Regions from separate parts of the Homo sapiens genome. Here region 1 is linked to region 2. The links are chromatin contacts, found by Hi-C in ENCODE. All regions are on one chromosome and are shown on one strand. The core of a region is the stretch at or near the end of the contact, and the rest is flanking DNA. Distances in the headings are between cores, read along the strand shown. Region 1 overlaps CRYZL2P-SEC16B (CRYZL2P-SEC16B readthrough). Region 2 has its middle 120 kb from the start of LINC01741.

Region 1 (7,305 bases), core at 3,750-6,249, 340 kb after region 2:
GTTCTCACGATGGAAAATTATTCACTCAGTTCTGTTTTGAATATTGAGCCCTTATTAGGCATGGGTACTGTGCAAGGTGCCAGAAATACAAAAATAAGTAAGTTATAATATCATCCCAGTCCCTGAAAGTCATAAGTCTAGTGGGAAAAAATAGGCATACACATAAACACTTGAGACAACAAGTAATATCCCTTGGTCGTACTTCGGAAAGAGAGGCACACAGAATCACCTAGCTGAGACAGCACAAGACTCGAAATAAAGTTCAGTGGTCCTGCTTGGTATTGCAGTACAGGTTCACCCACTTTAAATTAAGTGAACAAGAGATAAGGGTACAGGCAAGACTGCATAAGTTCAAATGCCAGGTCCTCCACTTTCTATGTGTGGTTCTGGGGTAGTTACTTATATTTTCTGTGCCTCCATTTCCTGATCTATAAAGTGAGCTAATCAAACCCCCTCTCCAAGTTGTTTTAAGGATTAAAGACAACATATATAAAGCACCTGCCTCGATGCTCTCCCAGTTCCATCATTAGCTGTGTAACGTTGGATGAGTTATTTGAACACTGTGCCTTAGCATCTTCCAAATATCTACTTCCTAGGGCCATTAAGAGAATTTAATGAATAAACACATGTAACCTCTTATATAAAATGCCTGGCACAAAATATCAGTTATTATATTGATGTTTTTATTAACCACAAATATACCCTCAATGTAATAATTAAAAAGCTTTACATTTTAAATTATGTTCTCCTATTTGAAGAAAAACACCATCAGCCTGGAAATCTGAACTTGAAGAGGATTTAGGAAAATTGATTAACCTCTCTGGACCATGGTTTTTTCACTGATAGAGCCCCCTCCTGCGGAGCCTTCCTGACAACCTCCTTCCCTGGTAGGCAAAGTCGGGGGCCACAATAACACACAAAGAGCACCTGGAGAAACGACTATCCTGGGTTGCTCTGGGTCACTTACTAGTTTCCTAATTCATCTGTGAGTGCTTTGAGGGCTAGGACTTTGATCTCACCTCTGTATCCCATAGAAGGTCCTAAATAAATGTTTGTTGATTCAGCAAGTCCCAAGATTTTAGCTGAGATGTTTGGGGGCACTGAGAGATTCAATTGACATACTTAAAGCCAACCATCTAGCTAGCAGAAAATGTGAGCCTGGAACTGAAAGTCTTCTCCTTCTTACTACAGTATCTTCCCCCAAGACTACAAAGTCAGCATCTACAAAGTGAGAAATTGGGAACGATTGTTTTCTTTACAAATAACTCTTTATTTCAGGGGGTTAATAACAATTACCTTTAAATTGCAAGCTACTCCAGTGCCTTTAAAAATTAATTTGATTTAGAAAATGTCAATGTATCTGCAACTCGTCAGTAATATACCTGTTGCTCAAAGCAAATGAGGCTGGATCCCGACTCACAGTTTTAATTGATGTGTATTATTAGGATGACTAACGCCATCTGTGGGCTTGGGGTTGGTTTGTTGTTGTTGTTTGCAAAGAGAAGCAGCTGAAAAATTAAATAAAGAAATCATGACTCTAAGGCTCTCATTGGTTCTTACTTAATTCATGGGCATTTATCCAAATACTCAAAGAAGTGGAATGAAATCTTGAAGCACAAAACTCAAATTATTTTCACTCCAGGACAATGAGGTTTTCTCATGATCCCAAATCATGATTGTAGAACACCAAAACAATGAAAAACAGTGATTATCTTTTACATTCCAAAATGAGCCCTTAAAACTCAGAGACAAGTTTTAAAAGTCAAGGCCTTGGATTTCTAAGAACCAGTTTGGGGAAACACAAAAATTAGCTAAAATTTTCTAGCCAAAAGTCTGGATGTATTGACATAGGATCTGTTCCATCCTGTGCTGGTAAGTGGGACTTTATGGAGTCTTCGTAGTATCAGCCACTTGGAAGATGCTTCATGGAGAGGCTGTCTTCTGCGTAATCTTCTCTTGGCAATAAAGAGTAATTGCGAGGAAGGGGAAGTGAAAGAGGCTAGGAGTGGAGACTGGGGAAAAGAGACATTCCAAAATGAGCTTCATGGGATGGCACCCACATATGTGCAACACACAAAACCATATACACTCCTCACCTGGGGCCCTTGCCTTCAAACGCATTCCATTGCAACATTCACAGTCCTTTCCTGCCTCCAAATCAAGAGCATGGAGAAGCAGGAAGAATTTCTGCAACGGCAATTTGGCAAGTCTAAATCAGATCATCGTCCTTTCATAGATCATGGTGGTATTTGTGATCACAGTACACTATTACCCTTGTTTATCCAGACTTTGTCTGCATCCACCACATCTTAAGGCCACTTTAAACTTGGCCAACAGGTATGCTACTCTACACAGCTAGCAGTGAACTTCACTTTCATCTTAGCCTATAGGGATGATATAATTTGAACATATTATATACTTCCCTCAAAATTAAATATGTGAAATTCCTATATTATTAAGGGATTGAAGCTACAAAGTTATTTGTACATATATTTAGAACAGTTCTCACATTATGCAGAAATTTCTATGTTTACATGTCTGTCTCTCCCACTAGACTGTAAGTATTTTAAGTGTCGGAACCATTTTTGTTGGGAAAACAGCAATGCCTGACGTGCCATTCAATTAATATTTGATAAATCAGTGAACAAATGTACACATGCCCAGGGATAATGTGGCTAAGGGCCCAGATTCTGAGATCAGACTACCTGGATTCTAATTCCAGCTCCATCCTTACTAGCTGTGTATGTTTGGACAAGTTACCTCACCTCTCTATTCAGTTTTTTATTCCTAATATATGTTGAAATCACAATACTATATACTGCATAGAAAGTATACATACATAGAATGCATGTGTCTGACACAAAATACTCAATAAATGTTACACTATTATTATTGAAATTCAGGATGTCTGACCACTGTAGCTACCAAAAGACTCCAAGCATTTATCTGGTTTAATCTCCTAAAACCCCATTTTGTAAGACTTCATTTCATAAGCTGAGGCATGATTCAATGGCCTTCCAAAATGTGAACGAGTTCCCAGGCACAGGTGGTGGGGAGCAGCTGTTTTCCATCTCTGCTGAGGACCAGCTAAGAGTCTTAAAGAGCCACATGAGTGATTGGAGTATAAAGTATTAGAAATAGCTTCCTAACGTTTGAGGAACCACAGGCTGAAACCTCAAAGGAAGCCATGGAATCCTGCTCTATTGAGAATTCTTTAAAAATTGGGTAGGTTAACTGGCTCTCTCTAAGGTAGGTAAGGGCCAGGAAAACATCTCACAGTAAAATAACAAGCAGTTTGCAAAGGTCAGTTGAGTTTGAGTTAAACTGCTGTTGACCCTGATTATCTGGAAACAGGAATATACAAAAAGAAAGAAAGTATGGGAACAAGATTCCTCTACCTAGTGCGATTGTAAAGAAAACATTTTCATATGCTGTTAATCCTTGTTCAGAATAACTTTAAATCTCATTAAGAAACCATTTCTAAAGGACCCGAATGAATGATGCCTGGTATAAGTATGGCCAATTAACGAAATGAAAACAGGCCGTTGTTGAGGCCACATTTAGGGACAACCTCAGTTAAGTACCTAACATTCTGTTGCTTGCAGATCATGCTTCATGCAATTTTCAGCTTAAGACAGCAAACAGAAGAGGGAAAAAGTCACTTCCATTCCACTCTTTGGGGGAAAAAGTGAGAGAGAAACTCATGTGATTGGAGAGACCCAAATTACACACCTATTATTCTTTTCAAGAAGAAAGAGGGTTTTGCACATTCCCTCTTGGGTAGAAAATCTTCTGATTTTAGTGAAGAAGTAGATGCAGTCTCTTGCTCCTCTTCTTGGTTACTCAGAGGAAGAGACCAAAAAGAAAGAGACTTTCTAGGGGAAAACAAAGCTAGCAGAGGCTTTGATCCTGAGCAACCTGAAGCCTGCGAGAGGGCTGAACAGAGAGGACACACAGGTCACTGAGGACTCACGGCTCATTTACAGCTCTATAGCCACATGAGGGGATTAGACAGAGGGCTGGAATGGTAACATGTGATAAAGACCCTGAAATGGAATTTAGTGGTTTGTTCACTTTCAAATTATAGAACATTAAGTTTAAATGTTTTCATATAAATATTGAATTATATGTATATAGCAGAATCATAAATTTGCACACTACTACTCAGCTTTTCAAGGAAAGTGTGGCTCATTTCCTATGACTGATCTATTTTTCCTCCAAGCTTGGATCCTGTTAAGAAGCAGGTGAAAAAACAAACTTGCCAATTAATATTATCTCAGGCTCTTCCCTTTCATACCATGTCTTTTGATCTTTCATTTTTTGAGAGAGAAAGAGAATTCTGTTCATTCTCTCTCCCCAAACAGCTCATGGTGATGGAAAAGAGGGCTATGACCTTCACAGTGTGGCCTATTCATTGCTGGTGGCTGGTCTGGCCCACTCCTGACCTTTTGCCTTTTGGGATACTACTTGTCCCATCTGGCCTTTGGGGTCATTATGCAATTATTCTCTGCTAGAGTCTACACTACAGCAGGCTTCAGGGAGCTCGGAGCTCTGCCTCAGATCCCCAAAGCCAAGCTGCTATGGCTCCCCAGACACATTGGACACACTGCCAAGCCAAAGCCAGCTTCTCCTCAAGTCTTGCAGCCTCCCTTCCCAAGATTACCAGGGGAGCTAGAGGAAAGGGCCACTAGCCCAGTATGCTCCCTTTCATAGCAGTGTATATCTGTCACAACCTGCTCTATTTCCCAAGCCTCCTTCCCAAGCCTCCACCTTATCAAAGGAGAAAACAATATTTTCTTCTGACAGCTGCACTTGCTTTGTTTCACTACAACAGATTTTAACCAGTTGAAGTTGTAAAATAACCATGACCTTTAGCAATACCACCACCACTACCCAAAGAACACAGATGGGCAACTAAGAACTGGGAGTGACCCCAGTTCCTCAGACCCTTACTGGACCTAACATTCCTAACCAATGAGCAACTGGGCTTGTTTTAACCAAGCATACACAGATTAACGACACATTCGGACTTTGCCAGAGTAAAATCTTTCAATTATGAATCACCATAAACACCAAGAACCTCCTCCCTTCCTAGTGCACAGAAACCCCTGACTCTTCCTCTTCAGAAAGTATATTCATTGCTCTGTATTCCTTTGGCCTGGGAGGTAACTAAACTCAGTGCTTGCTTTGTTGAGCATGACAGTAGCCACTGGTATTCCATGAATTCTCTTAACGGGAGGAGGACATGAGGACACAGGCATCCGACATCTGTGCCTTCCTCTTTGGTCTGCAATCTCCTCCCCTAAAGTGCTTTATTTCTTGGACAGGACCTCCCCTACGCCATTGCTCCCATGGGCACAAAGCCTCATGGCCTAATGTTGGTGTTAGAAGGGATGCAGGAAGAGAAACTGACTTGGCAATGACACATATTGAGAAGTATGTTTTAATCATCATTCCTGTCCTATACAGGTATCAAGAACAAAAAATCTATAGTCAGATCTGGTAGGCCCAAAAAAAACAGTCCAGATCTTATTAGATTGCAAATTAACAATAAAAGACACTGTAATAAAGTACAGTTGAGCTTTGAACAATGTGGACATGATGGGCACTGAGCCCTGCAAAGTCAAAAATCCACATATGATTTTTGACTCCCCAAAAACTCAGCTGCTGATAGCCCACTGTTGACTGGAAGCCTTATTGATAATATAAACAGTCAATTAACACATATTGTATATGTTATATGTATTATACACTGTATTCTTAAAGTAAGCTAGAGAAAAAACATGATTAAGAAAATCATAAGAAAGAGAAAATATATTGACCCTTCATTAAGTGAAAGTGGATCATCATAAAGGTCTTCATCTTCATAGTCTTCACATTCAGTAGGCTGCGGAGGAGGAAGAAGAGGGGTTGGTCTTACTGTCTTGGACAGGCAGAGGCAGAATAAAATCCAAGTATAAGTGGACCCACACAGTTCAAACTCATTTTGTTCAAGGGCCAACTGTACCTAGCATATACCAGGCCCATTTCTAAGGGCCTAACTCATTTAATTTTTGCAATGTCCCTGTAGGGCAGGTACTATGATTATTATCATCTTAATTTTATAGATGAGAAAACTGAAATACAAGACAGTGAGGTAACCTTGCCCAAAGTTACAGGGTGAGCTACGGATGAGCCAGGATGCAAGACTAAGCAGTGTGGCTCCTGTGAAACTCACACACTAATGCCACAGCACCACCACTGGATGTCAGCATACCAAATTGAAGGAGCAGCAGCCTTTTAAGGAAAAAAGCGGAACAGCATTTACTGAGGGCCTTCCAGGTGCAAAACATTTATGCATACATTTTCTAATTTAATCTAAGAGGTTAAAAACAACTTTTTATGGAACAAAATATACAACACTTAGTTCAGTTAGTAAAGTGACTGACTTGCATCAGAGGAGCTTTTTGTTCATATTTTTTAAATTGGAAAAATAATAAAATTAGAGTAGACTTAGAAGTTAAGAGGATCTGTCCCTAGATTCCTCATTAACAAAGGGCTCTTTCCAGCTATTCACACTTGATCACACAATAAAACCATTATTAGAAAGACTTCAGGGAAGAGACCACCAATGTACTTTCTTCCTCTGTAAAAATCAGCCAGAGACAAGCATTTGCTATAAAATTATCTGGGTTTAATTATTATCAATATCAGAACTATAGAACATTAACGTACTAAACCTGTATTTACAATTACATGTACAAAAAAAAATGTTCTTTGTGAGGAGCAATTTTCAGCAAATCTGACAAACAGCAAGAGTCATTCCTATTTTGGGTTTGAAAAGAGAAATGGAAATTTCCAAGACGCCCCCCTCCTCCCTCTCACTCCAGTGACCCTCTGAACATCAATTTGCAAAGGCCTGAGGTAGAAAGGGAGGTATTAACAATATCAGGCACTCATTCTTCCCCTCTTATGAAAGGGATGAATTTTTAGGAACCGTTTTCCATCATTTATTATACTGATGTGCCATCCATCTGCATCATTAGGTTCAGTAGTTACCATGACAATATGATGCCTACAGCAATCTAACTTGATAGCCACATGCCAGAATGTGAAAAAATAGGACCAGCTAAGAAAGTGAGAGAAATATAATTAATCTGAACCACATTCAAAAAAATGTGCACAAAACTAGGACCAAGAGGGAAACTGCTGAAATATCATTGAAGAGGAAATTATAAAGGGCAGCAATAATCAAGTTTCAGTATAAAAACTTTGCTAAATAGAGCCATGTATTGGTCTATTACTAAGACAGGAAGTAGTCAAAGT
Region 2 (6,756 bases), core at 3,658-6,157:
AGGGTCTAAAGGAAGTTGCTGCTCTGGAGAGTATGTGAGTTCGTGAGATTACACTGGGCTGACACCAGGTCAGCTACAGCATTTAAAACCTAGTGAGTACCATGGACATTGGACTGCTAGTTTGGTATACTAACAGTCTGCCCTACAAGTTCTCTCTCTCCAGTCTTTAGGTTTCCTCACAAACTCTATTTCCTATGAGAGTGAAGATCTATTTATATTTCCTGCCATCCCAAGAATAATAATAAAACCACCACAGAAAAAATTGTCTATAGAGAACATTTTTTTCTTAAACTCACAAAGTAGGCAAGCGTGATTCATTCTCCCAATAAGAGAGAGGCAAATGGATGTTTCTGGAGTTGTTTAGATTCCAGCTTAATTCTCTGCCACTTCACTTACCAGAAAAAAAGAAGGATGGTGCATCTATGAATGACATCTCTCCTCTCAATGATGCAGAAAAGAGCCAACAGAGATGACCCCAATACTATATCCCCAAATCTGAATTCTTATAAACCCAACTGTTTGGGGCATGCTTTCATTTCTTACACAGCCTCTACCCCTAACTTGTCTGGGCCATGGCATACATTCAACATGATATGCATTTATGGACCATCTATTATGTGCTTTGCACTGGGCCTCAGGGTACAGAGTCCAGACATGATCATAATGGAAGCTCAATAAATAATAAACATGAAACGAACCAATAAATGTTTCAAGGTGATATATGATTAAACATCCAGTAATGTCCTGTGGACAATATGTGCTGTTACAGTTTATTAGCTATAGACTCTATAGAAAAAATCACCAAGGAAGGCTTCATGGAAGAGGTAGTACTTGAGTTAGAGGCTTAAGAAAGAAAGTAGTTAAATAGATAAGGAGTTTAAGAAAGAGAATCAGCATAAACACATAGTTAGAAGTGAGCAAGGCTTATGAGTTTAGGGCCCAAATTTTCCATGCACTTTATACAAAAATGTATCATTGATAAAAGGCCAAACAGAAAATCTAGGTACTACACTAGTAATAGCTCAAATGTACATGTTATTGGTAGTAAAAAAAAAAAAAGTTATAAAAGATAGTTGGGCCAACATACTTTTTCAAAAGGTACAAAACAAAACTATTTTTTTTCCAAGTTGAAGGATCTTCCTGGGTTTTCTAATCACTATTTTCTGATATTTTATTCCTAGTCATGACTGATGGTACCTGGTCACTACAGGTTCATTCTCAACAAGGGAGCCAACAGCTTTCCTTCCTTTACCTGCCATCATAACCCCAGATCACAGAGATTATTTTTTTCCCTAATCTCTGAGGATCATATGGACTTCTTGCTTCATCTACTAAAGCCCAAAGCAGATTTACATTACTGCTCTTCCTGGAGGTCCCTGCAGCCAAACAACTACTCATCACATGTTCCCCATCCTCAAGGCCAATAACTTCTACTTCTTCCTCTACCACTGCTTGTCCCGAGCAGGGGCAGAAAGAGGCTTAAGGCTCAGCCCCCTTAAGCTTCACCATTTATGACAGACTAGAACATGCTTGATCTTTTCCAAAGGCTGAGAAATTTACAAACAAGGTCCTGGACATGCTATGATATAAAAATTTGGAGGATTTCTCAAAGAACTAAAAATAGAATTACCATTCAACCTAGAAATCCCACTACTAGGTATATACCCAAAGGAAGATAAAGCATTCTATCAAAAAGACACCTAAACTCACACGTTAATTACAGCACTATTCACAATAGCAAAGGCTTGGAATCAACCTAAATGCCCATCGGTTATGGATGGGATCAAGAAAATGTGGTATATACACACCATGAAATACTACACAGCCATAAAAAGAATGAAATTATGTCCTTTGCAACAACATGGATACAGCTGGGGGCCATTATCCTAAACAAATTAAACCAGAAACAGAAAGCCAAATACTGCGTTTTCTCACTTATAAGTGGGAGCTTAAAATTGGGTACACATGGACATAAAGATGGAAACAATAGACACCAGGTATTCCAAAAGAGAGGACGGGGGAAGGGGGACAAGGACTGAAAAACTACTTATCAGGTACTATGTTCACTATTTGGGTGATGGGTTTGATAAAAGCTCAAGCCCAGCATCACACAAAATATTCATGTAACAAACCTACACATGTACCCCTTGAATCTAAATTTTTTTAAAAAAATAGGTAACCATCAAAGATGAAAAAAGAATTATTTTAACAATCAATTTTCTTAGGACAAGTCTTTCACCTGTTACGTGTGGCAGAGAAATATCACTTTTATTTTCCTGAGGACAGAGGAAAGCTAAATTTTTCAGCCTCTCTTGCAATTAGGTCAGAGGCCATGCAACTAAGTTTTGACCAATGAAAGGTAGATGGAAGAGACATGAGCCCCTTCTAGTCCTGGCCCTTAAAAGCATCATGCCAGTATCTTCCAGCCCTTTCTTCTCTTTCCTTTGAAACCACGCATCTCAACTGGCATAACTACAAGATGGAAGAATGTCAGATCCCTGAGTCACCTCCTAAAGGACAGCCACCTAGTCCATGTTAGACTATGACATGGGCAATGAATAAAACTTTGTCATGTAAAGCCACAAATAATTCAGGGTTTGTTTGTTAATTTAGCATAGTATAATCTAACCTCATCAGAGTGTATCCTCTACACTCTGGGGAAAGAATGGCAAATTGTAGGCAGATTATTGTTTTCATTAATAATAATTGTTATTAAGCAGGTTCTCTATGCCAGGCACTGTGCTTGACACTAAGCATAATAATATAGATCCTCAGCAAGGATATTTTGATATCCTTGGTATTTTACATCCATTTTACAAATGGGAGAGGCAAGACTCAGAGGTTTTGTTGTTGTTGTTGTTGTTGTTGTTGTTGTTGTTTATTTAAAATAAAAAAGCTTTTCCAAAGTCAAGCAATTCGTGATAATTTTTCCAATGCCAGAGTTTGTTATTTCAATGACTTTATATCTTTTTTCTCACAGTTAAATATCCCCTCTTCCCATTTTTGGCAAGAAGAGATGACCCCAATTACATTCATTTTTCTTCATTAAAAGCCTGCTATTATTTCTACCAAATTCAGAGTTTTCTGCATACTGCCTCATTACTTGTTCTACAGAGTCATTGAACACAATAGAGATTCCAGCACATTTTGTACTGTTAATCATTATGGAAGCCTAGTGGGTATCATCCATCACTCTTAGACCTTGTTCTGAATGTGAGAGCCTGTCTACAAATTTATCTGTTATCCAATTGAAATGAAGGTGCCATAGGAAAAGTCACCCAGGTGTTTTGGTCCATGTCATCACAGTCACTAAAAATGCTAATTATACCCAAACCAATCTAGATAAAATAAATCCAGTCCACAATATGTATCAAGCACTCTCTATGTACAGGACACTGTACAAGCAAAAGGGTTTGATAGTTTACATTTGAGCTCTGGGTCCTCATGAGCCCCATCAAATAGCTAAAAATGTGAAATAGCTAAAATGGTTATAATTATCCCCACTTGCCTATGGTAAAATTGAGGCACAATGACTTGGCCAAGCTCTCATAGTGGTAGAATTGAGAATGGAGCTATATTCCCCAAATCCTCATGCTGAGCAATCTGTACATTTCTTACAAAAGAGCACTTGGTATTGGATATAATTGATAGCATCCTATCCCATCCAAATCATGCAGATCAGTAGCAGCAATTCTTTATGAGAAACTAGTACATGTAGGACAAGTTTTTAATATGTTTCAACGTTCTATCTACCTCACCTTCTCCTTTCTCACTTATAAGTCCACTGAATCACATAGAGCTGATCCACTCTGCCTCTTCTCCTGACCTTTTTTCCACCAGTGAACACATTATTCACATTGAAACTTTGCCATTTTATGTGCTCCCATAAGCTATGTATATAAAAACTACAATATATTGTGTCTCCATTTAAAGTAGAGTATTCTAGACTCATTTTTAGGAAGTAAGCTTCAATTTTCTATAATTAATTACTTCTGGTGATATTTCCATAGTGAGCCCCTTGAGGACCGTGAAAAAAAGGTCCAGGCCAGTTATGAACAAGGTAAACGGAGAGGTCATTTGCCAAATAACTTATTTGGAAACTGTAATTGGTGTTTCCAACAGAATCCCAATGGGAAATGTAATTCACCCAAATGGCTCAAGTGAAGAGACCTAGATGGAATTACCTACCAAGGGATGGGCGAGGAAGCTGAGGCACTAAGAAACTGGCAACTGATGAAAGCCACTACACTTCCAAGGCAGAAAGGCAAAGGACAAGTGCAGGAATTAGTGTTATCAGAACCCAGTGAAGGCTATAATCAACATCAGGTGTGGTGGCTGCCAGAAACACCACACCAAAGCAGGGTGAGAGCAAGAAAGAAATGCCATAATCTTTCTCTTCTCCCAACCTCTGATTTCTTGCTGGTGCCTCCCACTGGCCAAACCCAATCGGGGGCCAGTAGGCAAAGGAATCCAGGTGATGCAGTCCACACTGGACAGCCTCCCAAGTACAGAGCAAGGCAGGAGAGCAAAGAATGGATCTGAGGCCAGAGTAGATGTCCATGGAGGTTGGTATAAACAGGGAATAACCAGGACATCTAGTTATTCACATGCCATTCTATCTGCAAGAGTGGGAGATGCTTATTATAATAGTGAAACCCCTTTTCAACATTCCACCATCTGACACACACATAAAATACTGGTGTAAAAATGGCTCTGGCCTGAATACACATCAGTGTTTTTTAATGTGTTAGTAAATACAGTCGTTAGCTGTTCCAAGAGAGAATTGTGCATCATCAACTGACATAAAAGGGAGTGTAATGTCATCTTCAATTGCTGTTAGAAGAAATAGGATGAAATTATGAGCAATTAGGAAAAGAAATATTGTGTCTCTATGGCAGCTCAGGTTTTACTGAAAATCCTGTTGGACTGGTTATGTGAGCTGAAGCAGCCACATAAACGTTTGAGGCCCACGCCCAGGCAAAGGAAAGAGTTATGACCTGAGAGTATGTTTCCATGGTAAAGCTTCAGGGAATTTAATGCCCTGAGGTAGCTTGAAGCACTTCAATGGCACAAGGTCAATGAAGAAACCTGTTCCAAACATGAGGAGTGTTTACAAGCCTTCTGTAAATGTGATTTAGAAAACTCTTATCTAGAAGATGCCAATATTTAAGATAACAAATGACTGCTGAGAAAAAGCAAGAGCAGGCCCCTCAAGGGACTCTTGTGCTAAGAAAATACAGATCTGAATCTAAGGGAAGGGGAATTTGGGCTGTGGCTTAGTTCTAAACAAACAGTATCTGTCTTCAGAAGAGGATTTTCAATTTTGGGTTGGCCATATATGGTAACTCTGTAATACCAATCAATTAACTTTCTCCTTGAAAAAGGGTCACAGCCCTTCTAATACCCATTTGTTCTGAAATTGGGGAAGGCCTGGTATTGACCTCTGAAATATTGTTGAAACAGAGCTTGAGCTCTTTGAACTATGAAATCAAATACAATCTCTCCACCCTGGCATTCAAGGCCTTAATCTGTCTTCTCGAGTTTACCTTCCAGTGTTCCCCTACAAACTATCTGAACTTAATCCCCTCTGTCACTTTGATTTTATTTTTTTCTATCACTAATCTCTGTTATCTCTGCTGATCAAAAATCTGTTCATTCTTCAAGACCACCTTCTCTATGAAGCATTTCCTGACTTTTGCAAACAACTAATTCTTTCATCTTTTATACGTTTGTAGCATTTGTTAATGTACTTGGTACTTACTTTATTCTACCTCCTATTATAGTCATTTGCACTCTTGCTGACTGTTCTCTAAAATGTTGGAAATTCCTTGGAGAGAGGGTTCATGCCTCATAATGACTCATGTACTAGAGGCTTGGCCAGAGTGTTGAACTGAATTGATCTGAATGGTATTAGTGAGGAAGAAGGAATGAATCAGAGATTCCCTTTAAAGTTCATGAAAACAATCTCAAGATGTTCTATCCCACTGAGTCAGAGATAAAATGGATCTTTTCAATATTACCAGAAAAGATGCTTTAGACAAAGGGAACTCAATACTCTAAACTGCCTTATCAGTCTATGAGACAGTTAACTCCAGGAAGGCATTTTACAAGCCTTAATACTCTCCAAAAGTGCCTTCACTCATACCCACAGTGCACAATTCTTACATGCTGATAATTTCTAAATATAAATTTCTAGATAGCACTTCTCTCTGAAAATCCAGTCCCATATTACAACTTGTCTCCTAAATACATCCATCCTGATGTCCCAGAGGCATCTCAAATTCAACATAATGCATTTGAAATTCATGATATCCTCATCCCATTTTTCCGTTGCTCCCATCCTCACAATTCCTCTTCATTCCAAATTTCCCATCTCAGTTAATACATCTTCATCAATTTGGTTGCATCTATCCAGATGTCATCCTGCACTGTGCTATGCAAGCACCTGGGAGGCTGCAGTGAAACAGTAGGCCCTGCCCGTGTCCCCGTGGACACCTGCCTCCACCTTCTCCCCTCCTTTCCATGCAGGCCTGATACTGTCGTTTGCTCCACTTAATACATTATCTGGTTCCCATCATTTAAAAATCAATTTCAAGTCCTTTAGCATGACACCAAAGGCCCGTCATAACCTGGCCCCAATTCCCTTCCAGCCACACAGTTCCCATGAGTTATATTCTTTTTTTTTTTTTTTTTTTTCCCGAGACTGAGTCTTGCTGTGTCACCCAGGCTGGAGTACAGTGGTATGATCTTGGCTCA

Evidence for each region. A loop is a pair of places that touch in the nucleus more often than their neighbours do.
Region 1: a map of Calu3 shows a loop between it and region 2 (4-fold over the local background). The contact joins two enhancer-like sites. A Hi-C loop is called at or near these places in 2 of 168 maps with a recorded cell type or tissue (Calu3 and heart left ventricle).

Annotation. Positions count from the first base shown.
Region 1 is chr1:177,922,137-177,929,441 of GRCh38, forward strand. CRYZL2P-SEC16B (CRYZL2P-SEC16B readthrough) reads right to left here. Exons shown (of 32, transcript NM_001356506.2): 32 at 6,652-7,305. SEC16B (SEC16 homolog B, endoplasmic reticulum export factor) reads right to left here. Exons shown (of 26, transcript NM_033127.4): 26 at 6,652-7,305. Among named protein-coding and RNA genes, the nearest start is that of SEC16B, 44 kb to the right of the region's middle. Within about 2 kb of position 5,000, at least 4 of the 41 ENCODE cell types and tissues checked have a DNase peak (open chromatin) inside an H3K27ac peak, as active enhancers do.
Region 2 is chr1:177,580,749-177,587,504 of GRCh38, forward strand. No RefSeq gene overlaps it. Among named protein-coding and RNA genes, the nearest start is that of LINC01741, 120 kb to the right of the region's middle. Within about 2 kb of position 4,908, at least 3 of the 41 ENCODE cell types and tissues checked have a DNase peak (open chromatin) inside an H3K27ac peak, as active enhancers do.